2 separate regions of the Homo sapiens genome follow, and region 1 is linked to region 2. Evidence: chromatin loops called from intact Hi-C (ENCODE). Cell type or tissue: heart right ventricle. All regions are shown on one strand. Each heading gives the region's core, and the rest is flanking DNA. Links, peaks and the distances in the headings are about the cores only.

Region 1 (8,333 bases), core at 1,570-5,569, 310 kb before region 2:
ATACAATTTAGAATATATTTGGTTTATAAAACCCCATGCATGCCCACGAAGATAAGAATCAATGGTTGATTGTATCTGGCTTTGACCTGAATTAACTGTCAGACCTTGGAGTCAGTTGTCTACCTCTTGTGTTGGGCTAGGGGATCTTTCTAAGTCCAGTGCTTTTTCTTGTTCTAAGCTCGGGTAAGTGTTATTAAGAACAGAAACAAAGCAAAGTGAAGCAAATATTGGCAGGCTTGGCAGAAGCCCCGATGAGGTTCACAGAGAGCAACAAACAGATGAAAGTTCTCAACTTGTTGATTGTTACTGCAAATAGTGTTAGCAGTTCCTGACTAGCATTCTCTTTGTATTTGCTGGGTGATGTGACTCTTTTTTTTTTTTTTTTTTTTTTTGAGATGGAGTCTTGCTCTGTCACCCAGGCTGGAGTGCAGTGGTGCAAACTTGGCTCATTGCAAGCTCTGCCTCCTGGGTTCAAGCAATTATCCTGCCTTAGCCTCCTGAGTAGCTGGGATTACAGGCACACGCCACCACTCCTGGCTAATTTTTGTATTTTTTTTTTTTTTTTTTTTTTTTAAGTAGAGATGGGGTTTCGCCATGTTGGCCAGGCTGGTCTTGAACTCTTGACTTCAGGTGATCCACCCCCCTCAGCCTCCCAAAGTGCTGGGATTACAGGCATGTGCCATCGCGCTTGGCCAACGTGACTCTTTTGATGAAAGGGTTCAGTTTTGGTTACTGCATTTAAAAAGTGGTGGGGAAGTTGGCATGTGATTATTAAGAATATTAACACAATGGAGAAAGTGTTCCTTTAACAGCAGGTTAAGATTAAGGGGCTGGACATAATATTTCTCAGTTGAGCCAATCAGTTTTATAATTATGTGGTTTCTAGTTATTATTTTTCATTTTAGAAATATTTTCATTTTACAAATATGTGTGTTTTTTCATGCCATTATTTTATTGTGCTACTTCTTTATCCTGAACTTATTTATTCCTGACTTTTCTGACACTATTCTAAGGTTACATTCCCTTCAATTTAATTTCTCATATACTCAATAGATAATTTATTTTCTTATTCCTTTATTAAAGTTGCTGGGACCATCCCTTATTCTCACATGCAACCCATTCCCCTTTTTACTTTATCATTTATTTGTTTCTTTGTACCCCTACATGAGAGAAGAGGAACACTGGTGTCAGGGAGAGCACTGGAAATTCTAATCCAGGATTTTTTTAGTGTACAGTGGGGGAGAGTATGGAATTTGGAATAAAATTATAGCAAAAGACAAGCGAAAGTTCTAATAGTGGCTGAGCTTTTGGCTAATCCCTTGGTCAATTTCTCTGGCACACAATTTAAAAATATGGATTTTGGGCATTTTCATTTAAAAAATATGGATTCTGTGCACTTCAAAGAGTTGTGAGGATCAGATAAAATAATGTGGATAACAAGTCTTGTCCAGTGCTTGGTACATAGGCCTTTAATAAATGTTACCTTGGAATATATGTCCTAATAATACATGCCTGCTCATTTTAGTATCTGTCTTACACACACATGCACACACACACACACACACACACACACACACACACACCTCATCTGTGTCTCATCATTTCCTTTTTCTCAGGTTTGACAACCTATATTAGTTTTCTACTTATATTTTTTCTCTAAGCTTCCTTGTATATTTACCCTTTGCCCTAGCTAGTATATAACCAAAACCAAAGATAAGTCAAGCATATGATAAAGGTGTGAAAAACACCAAAGAAGCAATAACTTAAACAAATCCTTAGCTAATTTTAATGAGTACCTGGCTTGTTATTTAGAGCACATAAAAGCAGAAATAGATTATCTACTCAATTCTGACAATGCTAATTCACCCACCATCCTTGATACCCCTTGAGGAGAATTAACATGTGATTATTTGTGTTAACTTCTTTCACACTAAGTCTTTCAAATCCAAAAATGACTCTGCTTCTATTCACTTAGCCCAGTTGTATAAATTAAACACACTGTAACTTTAAAGATAATAAATATATGTTTAGGATCATCCATAGACCAGAGAGAATATTTTAAAATACAAAGAAGAGAACTAAAAACTTGAGTAACTGTGTTTTCAAAAATTAAAAGAATGAGATAGATATATATGTTTTTGCCTTACCAGATTGCCAAAGAATTAAAAGGAAAAAAAAGATGACATTCAATGTCACCAAAAGTGTGGGAAAATTGGCACTTTTATACACCACTAGTGGGAATCTGAATTAGTACCATCTCTCTGGAGGGCAATTTGACAGTAGAAAAACTCTTTGGCTCAGAAATTAGTCCTGTCAAATTGCTTGTACATTTGCACGAAGATAAATGTATAAGTAAGTTTATTGCAATAATTTTTGTAATAGCAAGAAAAAGGGAGCAACCTAAATATATACTAGTAGACAATTGATTTTAAAAAATGATAGCACATCTATACTGTGTGCACAAGGCTACTAATAGTATGTGAATATCTATGGTGATTGATATGAGAAGATGCTGATAGTTATAGTCAATTGAAAATATTATCTTACATTTCCATTTTTCTTCATGCCTAAACATATCTGCTAAAGAGAAAGGTAAAATGAGCTCAGAAGTTTATGCTCTGAAATATTAATACTGGTTATCTTTGAGTATGAGATTATTTGTGATTTATTTTCTTCTTCATACTTCTTTATACATTTGTAATTATCATATATTACATTTATAATTGGAAAAAATCAGATTTATTTAAAAATCAGGGTACATAAAGAAAATATTTTGCCGGCTCACAGCTCTGCTCTGGTGAGGCCGGGGCTGATCAGACTCTAGGGGTGGTCTCCCTGCCTCCAGCCTCTTCTTCCTTAGATTGAGTGTGCTAGAGGCAGATCTAATTGCTGTCTCTTGTTCTCTCCAAGTCCTTTTACCGCAGTGTTGGCACAGGTCTTTCCCAGTGCTTATCTTTGCCTCCTCTCCTTCCACTACCTTGCTAGTTTACTATTTAACCATGTAGAACAATTTCTTCTTTCTTGAAAGCACTCTTTGCTTTGCCTGAATGTCCCCTTCTGAAATATGATCTCTTCTGTCTCATTGGCCTGGTAAACTCATCCTTTGCATCTTGGCTATAGTTGAATGCAAACAACACTGGACCTGGGCACAGGCTCTATTAGCTAAAGTAATATGCAGATAAAGCTATCTCAGTGGCTTAATACACATTTCTTACTGCTTTCCCAGTCTAATACAAGTGTTCCTGCTTGAGTGGCTCTCTTCCAAGAGATGATTCAGCGGCCCAGGCTGCTTCTGTCTTGTGGTTCTGCTGTTGTCAACATGTTACCCAAAAGATTACCCTAGGAGTACCTCCTCTGGCCAAATGGAAGGAGAAAAGAAAGCAGAGGATCATGTTAGCCAGTTTTTATGAGGAAGTTTTAAAGGGCAATGCCCAAATTCCACTGGCCAGAACCTAATCACATGGCCACACCCAACTGCAAAGGAGTCTGGAAAATGCAGTCGGTCTGTGTGCACTGGAGGAAGAGGAAGTAAGTTTTGGTGAGCATTTAGTAATCTACGCCTGTAAGGTGGAAGCTCAAATCTTAGCTCCATCTCTACCTATATGATGACTTAAGGAAATTAATTTATTTGAGCCTTAGTTTTCTTATTTATAAAATGAAGATAATAAGACCTACCTATTTTAAAGGGTTGGTATGAGGGATTAAATTTTGAGCTAATATATATGAAATAGCTTCATAAATTATGAAATGTTATGCAAATGCAAGGGGAAGCTTTCATCAACATACAGCTCACTGTTTTGCAATTTAAAAAAATGTACCTGAATACCAAGAGTTGGCAAACTACGCCCTGTGGGCCAAATTCAGTCAGTTGCCTGATTTTGTATATAAAGCAGACTACAACCCAAACATAGCCATATTTAATAGTGTACATATTTTCTAACGCTGCTTTTGCTCTGCATGCAAAAGTGATTGCCACAGAGGCTGTATGGACCACACAGCCTAAAACATTTACTATCTGGCTTTATACAAAAAATGTTTGCCAGCATTTAGACTAGACTGTGAGTGTCTGAGATCTTATTCTTTTATTGTTTATTATAGAACCTGAGTTACAGCAGGTGCTCAGGGAGTCTTGACCGAAGGGTTGAAATCTCTTTTTAGAGCCCTATAGTTCAGACATTATGCAGCTGGAAGGTAATTTCAGTAGGAAAGATGCTTTTCCACTAGGGTGGATGAGCACCATAGGTTTCTTTACACTTGTGGAATAGCGAACTAGCCAAGATAATCAGGCACCCTGAGTTCAGTCCCAGCTGAATCCCCTCTACTATGCTGCCTTTGCCAGTTTCTTTTCTGAACATAAACACATGGTCCTTTCTTGTCTTTATAATTGGTACTGTCATCAGACTGTTTATGATGCATCACTATTCAACTCATCGGTTAGCAAATATTAACTGAATGATTATAGCAGGGAGTAAAAGGCAGAGTAAAAGACAGTTGGCTGAGGAATGCTTTGGTATCACAAGTGCACTGTCTCATTAATGTTTGCTTCTGCTTGTTGCATAGCCTGAATTTTGCTATAATAGTTTGAAGACATAATAGCCTAAACAATAGTGGTGCAAACTTGATAGTAATGCTTTTCCTCTAATGATTGGCAAATTAAGAGTTTATATCAGCCAATCAGTACAAATTCAGCATTTAGCATGTAGAGATATTAAGCTAAATGTTGGAGGGGAAGTTCATGGAGCTAATGTTTATTGACTGCTTAGTAGCTGTTATGCATCTTGCATTATACTGTGTGCAAAGGATAGCTGGGTAAATAAGCCATAGCCCCTGCGTGAGGCACACACAACTAAGTGGGAGAAGATACAAAAGGAATGGGTAAATGTTTCCTACTTTTGAGAGACAGGGAAGGTTTTGCTGGGAGATAATATTTTTATAGACATTAATATCTGGAGCAGAAGTCTCTACAGCTAGAATAATGTGGAGCTTGAATACTTTGACTGGCTTATGGAAAGTGGGAGAAAGGAGCAAAAGCGGAAAGAGAGCAAAAGGTTTCAGCAGTTAGTTAGTGATAGAATTAGGTCAGGATTTGCTTCTCCATGCATATTCTTAGTTACCCAAATCTAACCAAAGGCAGTTGTCTAAATTGATTAAATCACAGGTTACAAAAGAGATATACATAGATTTTTGTAGATTGCTCTTTTGTCTTTATATTTTAAATAGTAAGATTTTAAGAGGATGTAGAAAACACAAGATATGAACTTAGCCAGAAAACCTTTCTAGAATTTAACTATTGAAAATATCAGAGTGTGTTTCTCCTAGGAGATTTACATAACAGGGACAGTGTCTCATTCCACTTGGCATCCTTATAATCTGCACTAGTGTCCTACGATGGAGCTGGCACACCATGATTGTTTATTTATAAAACATTGGAGATTTTTCAATCAGAAGAAAAGATTTAATACTTTTTTAAATTATAGCCAAAAAAGAAGAAAGGTAAGAAATACATAAACCTGAACTGGGAGTGGTGGCTCCAGTCTGTAATCCCAGAATTTTGGGAGGCCAAGGTGGGCGGATTACCTGAGGTCAGGAGTTCAAGACCAGCCTGGCCAACATGGCGAAACCCCATCTCTACTAAAAATACAAAAAGTAGCCGGGCGTGGTGGTTGTCGCCTGTAATCCCAGCTACTTGGAGGCTGAGGGATGAGAATCACTTGAACCTGGGAGGTGGAGGTTGCAGTGAGCTGAGATTGCGCCACTGCACTCCAGTCAGGACGACAGAGTGAGACTCCATCTAAAAAAACAAAACAAAAAAAGAAATACATAAACCTGAAAGGCAATAATAATCTAAGAAAAATTTAGAGATCCCACTGGGGCTGGGGGTATTTGGTTGCAATGTGTCTCCATTCTCTTTGGCCTCTTATTTTAGTCTCTTATTTTAGGCTTAAGATTAAAAAAAAAAAACTTGTATATATACATATATAGGTTTTATTTTTATTTTTAATTTTTTTTTAGAGACGGTGTCACTCTGTCACCTAGGCTGGAGTGCAGTGGTGCGATTATAGCTCACTGCCACCTCTAACTCCTGGGCTCAAACTATTCTCCTACTTCAGCCACCCAAGTAGCTGGAACTACAGGTGTGCACCACTATGACTAGCTAATTTTTTAATTAAATATTTTTTTTGTGTGTGTGCAGACAGGGTCTCAGTCTGTTGCTAAGGCTGATCTTGAACTCTTGGCCTCAAAGGATTCTCCCACCTTGGCCTCCCAAAGTGTTGGATTATAGGCAAGAGCCACCGTGCCTAGCTCATATACAGTTTTCAGATCATGGCAATAGCTTCTCTAGTTCTAGTGAGTGTCCTCATCATGAGCTTGTTAAAGCAATACCTTCAAGGCCTTTCATTGAACTATGTGGGTGATGGGCCCCTAACCAGAATATGGAAGGTGACAGCCCTAACTCAGGTAGATTCTGCTGATTCATTAAGAGGTGTTTCTAGAGTGTTATCAGATACCATTACAACATTACCAAACACTGTGTTTATGTACTGTCTCTAGTTGAGTCAAATGCTTGAAGAAGTAGGAAGTGCCTATTTGCTTAAGATTAGCTCCTTAGCTTTAGAAAAGAAAACTAACTACCTGAGTGCTCTGAGCTTGCTTATGGAAATTACCAAATGAACAGAGAGCAGACCACAACCCTAACTGTATTCATTTTTGCTCACAGTTTGGTGCATAACTCTGTGGGTTATCTTTTTTATATGAATGAGGTGGGAAATAAAAATCTAGTATCAGAGAGGAAAGGGGGAGAGACCCTGCCAGACACTTTTTTTCCCCTTCTTTATTCAGAGGTCTGGAGATGTGTTTATTTTATAGCTGGTACAGGTTGCTGTTTTTCCCCCAAACATTTCTGCTTCAAAGCTTGTTCTTTTTATGAGTGACAGAAGGAAATGAAGGCACTGAAGGATTTGGTAAGGCAAGTGAAAGGTTCAGGTATGGGGGGATGGGATGCTAGCAATTAGAACCAAGGCTCAGAATCTGAGCTATGAGTTGGCTTTGATAAAGAGCCAGTAGCCTTTGAGACTCCCTCCTGGGTTCAGTGTGTCTTCAGAACCTGGCTTATAGATGGGCTAATCAAAATATGCCTTGTTACCCTCCAGCTAGGGTTGCTCTGTGACCCAGTGTAAGTAACCCTGGACTCAGTGCTCTGTTCAACCTCTCTCTCTCTCCCTGCTCTCTATCTCTCTGGTCTGAGCACAGAACCCTTTCATTGCCTTAGCCAAAAATCAATAAGGTTGTGCTATGTGAACTACAAAGTTGTTGAAAAAGTTGATTGTTTGCCTCTTATATGGTATATGAGAGTGCCGAATCCTAACCACTAGACCACCAGGGAAGGTATCATATATGGTATTTGAAATGTTTCCTGTCCACCTCTGCTATGGGCAATGCTGACAAATTTGGCAGAGGACAATACTTCCCTATTCTAAATATGCCAGTTCTTCATGTGGCATTTTGTTTAAAAGCCTCAGGCAGGCAGATAGGTATTTCAGCTATATGGAATGATCTGTAGAGTATATCAGACCTTTGTTATTTGGTAAATTTCATATGAAATTCAATTACCTATGAAGTCACTCTAGGGGAGTCACTCATCCTGAGATACATAGGAAAAGGAAAATTGTCAATTTCTTTTTCAACAAGGGATTTTTCTTTTTTAAAAAAGGGGCATGTTGATTTTCTTTTGATAATGTAAAATCCCAATGCACAGAAGATGAGGCAAAACTCTAGAGACTGATATGGGTAGATGGATAGAAAAGTTATTTTAGGGCAAACCCCCTACCCCCAACTCCTGTAGTAATTGAAATTATTCAGCTAAAGTTCAGGAGCAGCTGTAGTTAGATCACTTTAAAATTAGGATATTAGGATGAAGTATATGTTTTTCAGGGGCAAAAATGGTGCTGTCTGCCTTTGTCAATCTCTGTATTCTCCAGAATGGAACTGTGCACACAGCAAGTTTCTAAGGTATACTAACCACCAAAAAGTCTTTATTGTGTAAGACCTACAGGGGTTGACTGGAAATAGCCTTGGAGTTGGCCTGCTGCTTCCATCTCAATTTCAAATGCCTTCAGTGTATGCAGTATTCTTAAGAATTTCAGAATTTGCTCTGAGAGCCATCTTGGAGAGAGAATAGGTTGGTAAAAGTGGCTGTTGACTTTTGAAAAGAATATAGTTTCCCAAAAGATGTTATATCCAGGCAGGCCGTGGCTCTGCTGTATTAGGAAAAGTCCGACTTTCAATTGTGTTCAGCCTGTTAGGCACGGAGGACTGCCACAGAGAGTGGGCAG
Region 2 (8,333 bases), core at 2,288-6,287:
GTCACACTGGCCATTTGCTCTTGCTGGTGGAGAGCAGCTGCCCCACATGACAAGGCAAAGGGCCCACTGAGCTAATAACACATTGCTGTCTGTGAATGGCGGGGCAAAGAGAGCATTGTAACATGCGCTCTGATGCTTTGGGATCACAGGCATCCCCATCTGGATGCTGCAGTAGGGCCTGCACAAAGTTCGCTCCTGCCAGCACTAAAGCAGCTAGCCAGTTCCTGTACTCATTTGCTCACATGCTCCCTCTGGTGAAGGGTTGAGCACCGTGGGCTGAGTAAACGGGACACCCCTGTCAGAAGTTCCACAAAAGGGTTAAGGAGACATCCTGCATCATCATCACACTGGGGCTAGGGTTTCAACATATGAATTTGGGGTGGGAAGGCACAATCCAGTCCCTAACAAGACCCATACAGAGCACTCGTGGGAACTGTCTACCTCTGCCTTGTGGAGTCCAGCACCTTAACTTCTTTCTGAGGTCTTCTGCCCTTCCCCACTCCCCAGAAGACAGGGTCTCGCCCTGTCACCCAGGCTGGAATGCAGTGGTGCAATCATGGCTCACTGCAGCCTCGACCTCTTGGGCTCAAGCAATCTTCCAACCGCAGCCTCTTGAGTAGCTGGGACTACAGGCATGTGTCACCAAACCTGGCTAATTTTTTTGTATTTTTTGTAGAGATGGTGTTTTGCTGTGTTGCCCAGGCTGGTCTCAAACTCCTGGGCTTAAGCAATCTGACTACCTCAGCCTCCCAAAGTTCTGGTATTACAGACATGAGCCACCACACCTAGCCTCTGATGTCTTAATATCTTACCTGACTTATCCCATCTGATATTTGCTTCTTGGGCTTTTGCCACAGACTCTATCTATCCATGCATCAACTTTAGCTCTCTTAGCTCCCCACCTGCTCCCTGCCTGTCTCCTTCCTTCACGTGTTGTTTCTGTTCTGGCCCTCAGTTCCTTCTCCTAGCTCCTGCCACTAGGTTAGAGTTGCCTGCCTTGGGCACCTTCCTGTAGGAGCAGGGAGTATTAATCCATATTAGTCATTTCTGCTTCTACCACATATAAGATGATTATCAGGACCCAAGCCAAAGACGCAGCCTTGGAGGAAAACTTGAAGTCCCTACCTCCTGAGAGTTTAGATCTCGCCATTCAATAAATAATATTGAAAATATTATTATGTGAGGGCTGAAAAAGATGCAATCTGTACTCTCACAGTGGATAGGACCACTTTCAATTCACAATGAACTGTCCATCTAATAAGAAAACCCCACAGTCTTTTATTAAAAGGTAGAATTTGACAGCAAAATATTCGTAAACATATATCTTACCCCTTAGGAAATGTCAAAACTCTTCCTGTTTGTAATGATGCATTTATTCTTTCATGTATTCACTCAGCAATCACTTATGTTCACCACAGAGGGAGTTTGATGGGGCTGTGGAGAAACAGGAACGTGGAATTGGAAAGGTAGACAGGGCTCAGAGTATGGAAGCCTTGTGTTCTATGCCCAAGACTGTATTCTGCAGGCAACGGGGAAGAGGCAGAGGCAGAGGTGATGGATTCAACCAACTCAGAAGTTGTCAAACCCACAGGACATGGGACATGAGGACAAGGGATGGGTCCTAGATGACCCCTGGCTTCTGGCTGGTGAGCCTGGGGACTTGGTGAGAACTTCTCTGAGAAAGGGAAGCAGAACCCGAGCAGATCTCTGAGGGTAGGGCAGATGGGTCTGCTTTAAAGGTATGAAAGTAGAGGTGTCCACGGGGCGTCTGCATGGAGAGTCTCAGAGCCTGGGTCTCCACTGATCCTGGGGGCTCTGGAAAGAGACTTTACTTATCACTTATTGCTTCTTTAGTACCCATTTCTTTCTGAAAGCCATGCTCCTTCCAACTGGCTGATTCTCAGGTTGTCCCTAACCTCCATTCTTCCGGAGGGCCTTGGAGGGCTCCTTCCTCTGAAGCATTACTTTTGTCCACCAGATCCACTTCTGGTTTCAGCCCCTAAGGGTGATTGTTTTGTCACAACCTCTCCTGTCCTGCTCAAGCCCCAGCCCATTCCTCCCCTTCCATGTCCTTGGGCAAGACTTGGCTTGTCTGTCCTGAGCTGGTTCTGCATCAGGTTGGACAGCCAGCTGCACTTTGTCCTTCCCTTGTCACCCACTTACTGAAACACTGCTGAACTTTGTTCCTCAGATCTTCTGGGTAAAGACCTTTCCTATGGCATGTTCAGAACCAGAGGAGGCAGGGAGAGAACACAAGGACATTACCATTGGAAATCCTTTTTGGAAAATAGACCCAGTAAAATTAAGGTATACATGATAGAAAAAAAATGAAGACACAGGGGCTCTAGTGTCCTTTCCTGGAGGAGAAAAGGTACAGAAACAGAAGACTGTTTTTCAGGAGATGCATTTTTCCCTCTTCATCATTTAATCAAAATTTGGATATACTACTAGGGAGCTTTCTATTTCAGGCTCTGGTGTGAAACATAGGGCAAGAATCCTTGTTTTTGAATTGCAGTAACAATAACAATAATAATAACTAATACTTATTGAGCACTTACTATGTGTCTGACACTAAGCTCATTGCAAGCATTACCTCATTTAATTCTCACAACAGTGCTACAAGGCAAATATTGTTACTATTATTATTATTTTTCTATTATTATTTATTTTTTAAGATGAAAACATAGTGCTTAGGCAGGTTACGTAACTTGTCCATGAGTCTCACTGCTCAGCACTGATGCAGCCAGGCTCCAAACCTGTCTACACAGCTTGGGTGTTGCACTGAGTACTGAACAGGATGGTGTTACCCCAAACTCATGTCCAGCTGGAACGTCAGAATGTGACCTTATTTGGAAATAAGGTCATTGCAAATATAATTAGTTAACATGAAGTCATACTAGATTAGAGTAGGCTTTAAACACAATGGCTGGTGTCCTTGTAAGAAGGCTATGTGGTGACATAAAGACACATGAAGGAGAATAGCACATGAAGACAGAGGCAGATTGGAGTGATGGGTCTACAAGCCAAGGAATGCCAAGGATTACTGGAAATGACCGGAAGCTAGAAGAAGGGGAAAAAAGATTGCTTTTCTTTGCCAATTGCTTGCTTCATGGCTGAAGACCCTATAACAAAAGACAGATGAACAAGAGAAAAGGATACACACTAATTTGATATGAGCTTTACATGGCACAGGAGCATTAAGAAATAAAGGCCCAAATAAACAGGTTATTTTTAATGCTAAGTTGTTGGAGAAGTAGACAGTAGTAGAGAAGTACGGTTGGATAAAAACGTGCCATCTAAGGATGATAAATTGGGGGAAAACTTAGCAAAACCCATTTGTTCAGATTCTTCTCTGTGTTCCTGTGTCTTCAGAGATAAGGACTTTTCTTTCTTCTGGGTATAAGGAGGGCATCTCTCAAACTGGGCTCTTATGATCTGCCTCAGGGAGAAAGTGGGAATGTAAGAGTGACTTTCCTGTTTCTGCTGTTTTCTCAAATGCCAAGGTGCCATATTTGGAAGCAGCGTGTCCTGCACCCAATTAGGGGTATGGAACAGATTCTTTTGTAAAGCCTCAGGAAGTAAAAACAAAACAAAATAAAACAAAACAAAACAAAACCACCTTGGTTTCTGGCTTCTAGCCTCCAAACTGTGAGATAATGAATTTTTGCGTTTTAAGCCACTCGTAGTAATGTAACAAGCCCTAGGAAATGAATAAACTGTACTATGGCTCCAAATTATAATTTCCCAAATCATTTTCTAATAGTCAAAGGGATCATGGTTTTCCAGCACTCCCCATTTTTTTGTGTTTCAGATGTCATGGATGTGTCAACTCGACAAGGCTTATTTTAACCTGAGATTCAATTTCCTCCTTTATACAAATTCCTTGGTTTATTTAGGTATAGCTGTGCCATCTAGTGGCATAAAATGAGAGAAATGCTAGTTATTTTTGGAAATGGCTAAATGTATGATTTGAGTAGTCTCTACCTGCTCCTTGAAGAGTATCGACAGAAAAATCTGCAGTAGAATCTTCCTTAAGCATCTATTTGTGCTAATATCTGTGTTAGTGACTTGGAATGATTAGAATCATTTGTCAACGTTATGTTGCTGCTGATTTAAGTGGCTACAGGGTGAGCTGTCATTGTAGCCTTGTAGCATGTCTTGGTCATAAATGTCCAGCCCTGGTGAGGAGCATAAAATAAAAAGTCAAACGTGTTTTACACTTATTGTCAGAAAACTACTCTTGCAAAAAGCAGAAATCACTTGCAGTTTTACTTTCCTGGAGAAAAAGTAAAAGTGATTCTAAGGCTGCAAGAATAAATGTCCACTTTCTGTATCGAAGTAAATGTATTCTTGGAATAAGAATTTAGAGGAAAAGAATAGAAATAATCAAAACAACCATTTACATTTGTGATTTTTTATTGAATAGATGACATAAACCTCTTCTATTCTCATTGGTTTTTATGTACATGGATTACTTTCATCCTTTGAGGAATTACTGTTTGGGTACATGTTGTGGAATGAAGAGAGGGGTTAGACTATAGTTGAATGCTTTCACTGATACTAAAAAAAAAGCAAGGTATATCATTGAGATATTTTAGAATTTAGTGTTTCTGGAAATTTCTGAGTAAAATGAGCTAGGAAAAACTCGTTTAGTATTTAGAGACCTTCCTTTCAGGACATATTAATATTTTACCCAACTATAATACATATTTATACAAAATTGATATAAACCAGCTCAGTCAGAAGCCAAGAAAACATTAATTTTCTAAAGCTATCAGCCTCTTCAAAACTTAGTGTTCTCTTTTTGGAATGCAAATTTACTACACTAAATTTAAAAAACCCAAACAAAATAAGCCCAATCATTACTCTAAGACCCTTTTCACCAACCAGCAAGGAGAGTAAGCATTTCTAAATGAGCTATCCACTCTACATGTATTAGACCTATGTAGGAAGACTGGATTTAGGGCATCGGAGTAAGTGATGAGTATCTCCTCATTAACATAGTAGAAATCATTCCCATTATTTAACCTAGGACCTGGATATGCTTCCTTTATTGTCTAAGAGTTAATTCCTTTTTCAGGAACACAAACAAGGTTGAATTTTCTGATAATACTGCCTGGCTGACAGATTTTAAAAATGTTTTCCATTTTCTTATGTGCTCTTGCTAAATATATTAAGTATCTGCTCTGCCTAATTGCCTGACTTTAAAATATGGTGTGTGTCTTTTTTGCCTTTTTTTTTTTTTTGGAAACAGGGTCTTGCTCTGTTGCACAGGCTGGAGTGCAGTGGCATGATCATAGCTCACTTGTAGCCTTGAACTCCTGGGCTCAAGCTATCCTCCCACCTCAGCCTCCTGAGTAGCTATGATCACAGGTGCAAACTACCATGCCCAGCTATCTTGTTTTGTTTTGTTTTGTAGATGGGGGTCTCACTATGCTGTCCAGGCTGGTCTCAAACTCCATAGCTCAAGCAATCCTCCCACCTCGGCCTCTCAGAGTGTTGAGACTATAGGTGTGAGCCACCATACCTGGCCTAAAATATCTTTCAAGTGTTAAGGTGGAATGCATTTTATTAGCTACTTATTTATTTCAGGAAAGAAGTCAAATTCTGGCTGGGCATGGTGGCTAACGCCTATAATCCCAGCACTTTGGGAGGCCTAGGCAGGAGGATCACTTGAGGTCAGGAGTTCGAGACCATCCTGGCCAACATGGCAACATCCATCTCTACTAAAAAAATACAAAAATTAGCCGAGCATTGTGGTGCACACTTGTAGTCTCAGCTACTCCAGAGGCTGAAGTACAAGAATCTCTTGAAACCAAGGCAGAACTTGCATTGAGCCAAGATTGCACCACTGCACTCCAGCCTGTGCAACAAAGTGAGACTCCGTCAAAAAAAAAAAAAAAAAAAGTCAAATTCTTTGTAGAAATGGGCAAGATAATTTTAAAATTCATATGGAATTGTAAAGAAACCAGAATATACAAAACAATCTTGTAAAAAAACAAAGTTGGAAGACTCGTATTTCCTGAATTCAAAATTACTACAAAACAATGGTAATCAAGACAATGTGGTAATGACACAAGGACAGATATACAGATTACTAAAATAAAATTGAGAATCCAGAAATAAGCCCATACATCTAACTAATTTTTGAGAAAGATGCCAAGACCATTCAGTGGGGAAAAAAAATTCATTTCAATGAAAGGAGTTGGGACAACCAGAGAGCCACGTGCAAAATACAGAAGTTGAACTCTTACCTCATACCATACACAAAATTGACTCACAATGAATCAAACACCAAAATATAAATGCTAACACTATAAAACTCTTAGAAGAAGACCTTCATGACCTTGGATTTGGCAAAGGATTCTTAAATCTGACACCAAAAACACAGGCAATCAAGGAAAAAATAGATAAATAGGACTTCATCAAAATTTAAAACTTTTGTGTTTCAAAGGTCACCATCAAGAAAGTGAAATGGAAACCCACAGAATGAGAGAAAATACTTCCAAGATTGCAAGTCATATATCTCATAAGGGTTAGGTATCCACAATATATAAAGAACTTGTAAAACTCAATAATGAAAAATTGAATAATCCAATTAAAAATGGACAAAGAATCTGAATAGACATTTCTCCAAGGAAGATATATAAATGGTGAATAAGCACATGAAAAGATGCTTGACATAATTAGCCATTAGGAAAATGCAAATAAAAAACCAAGAGACAGTACTTCATAGCTATGGATAACTAAAATTAAAAAGTCAAATAATAACAAGCATTGGTGAGGATGTGGAGAGATCAGAACTTGCATATACTGTTGGTGGGACTGTAGAATGGTGCAGCCATTTTGGAAAACAGTCTGGTACTTTCTCAAATGATTAAATACAGAGTTACAATATGACCCAGAAATTCTACTCCTAGGTATATACCCAAGAGAAATGGAAACATATGTCCACAGAAAAACTTGTGCATGAATGTTTATTACAGCATTATTTTTAATAGTCTGTATAATCTGAATGTGTCCCCCCCCCCCACCGATTAATATGTTGAAATCCTAACCCCCAGATAATTGCATTAGGAGGTGGGGTATTTAGGAACTGATTAGGTCATCAGGGCAGAGCTCTCATGAATGGGGTTAGTGTCTTTATAAAAGAGGCCCAAGAGAGATCATTCATCCCTTTCTCCATCCCTCTCCATTCATCCCTTTCTCCATTCATAGATGGCAAGAAGGTGCCGTCTATGAACCAAGAATAAGGAGCTCACTAGACACTGAGTCTGCCAGGGCTTTGCTCTTGGACTTCTGAGACTCCAAAACTGTGACAAATAAACATTTGTTGTTTGTAGGGGGTTCATCACCACTAGGCCTGCCTTATACAAAATGACAAAGGAACATCTTTAAGTCAAAACAAAAGAATGTTAAATAACAGCAATGAAAATATATGAAAGTTAAAAACTCTCTGTTAAACTTAAATGTATTGTTGTTACATACTCTAATACTGTAATGTTGATACATGAGTCACTTTTAACTCTAGTATAAAAATTTAAAACGTTTTAAAAATAACTATTGCTACAATAGTTTGTTAATGAATACTTAATATAAAAAGATTTAAAGTGTGACATCAAAATGTGTCTATGCACAAAATGTGTGCATAGAAGAAGTAAGTGTGTAGAATTTTTATAGGCAACTGAACTGGAGTAATTATTAGCTTAAAATAAACTGTTATGACTATAAGATATTTTATGTAAGCCTCTTGGTAATGACAAAGAAAAAAACATGTAGTAGATACAGAAAAGAGAAAGAGAAAGAAATTAAAGCATACTACTACAAAAAATATCCACAAATCAGACAGGAAAACAGCAAGAAAGGAAGAAGGAAACAAAGGTAGTACAAAAAAAAGTCAGAAAAAGATGGTAATAGGAATTACTTACCTATTAATAATTATTTTAAATGTAAATGCATTAAGTTCTCAAATCAAAAAAGACAGAGTAGCTGAATGGATTTTAAAAAAAATAAGATCTACCAATATATGTCAACTGTAAGAGACTCACTTTAACTTTAAGGACACAAATAAGATAAAAGTGAAGAGACAGCAAAAGATATTTCATGCAAATGGCAACAAAAAGAGAGTTAAGGTGGCTAAACTTATATCAGACAAAATAGACTTTTATTCAAAATCTGTCACAGGAGATAAAGAAGGTCATTATGTAATGATACAAGGGACAGATTCATCAAGAGAATATAAAAATTGTAAAAATATATGCACTTAACATTGGAAAGCATCTAACTATATAAAGCAAATATCACACACATGTAAAAGCATGATATTGGATCCT

The links. Peaks named below come from ENCODE experiments on the same cell type or tissue, not always from the same donor. Only the 100,000 strongest peaks of a DNase experiment are listed, where the experiment ranks them.
Region 1: a loop joins it to region 2, with 5 times the contacts of the local background. A loop is called at or near these places in 1 of 110 quality-filtered maps.

Annotation. Positions count from the first base shown.
Region 1 is chr3:155,660,144-155,668,476 of GRCh38, reverse strand. All of the region lies in intron 2 of PLCH1 (phospholipase C eta 1), which reads left to right. Among named protein-coding and RNA genes, the nearest start is that of PLCH1, 81 kb to the left of the region's middle. In heart right ventricle, for the core only: no CTCF peak of the experiment used is centred there; a DNase peak (open chromatin) is centred at 3,276; H3K27ac peaks cover 662 bases.
Region 2 is chr3:155,348,678-155,357,010 of GRCh38, reverse strand. No RefSeq gene overlaps it. Among named protein-coding and RNA genes, the nearest start is that of STRIT1, 59 kb to the right of the region's middle. In heart right ventricle, for the core only: a CTCF peak has its summit at 3,920 (motif pointing left); no DNase peak of the experiment used is centred there.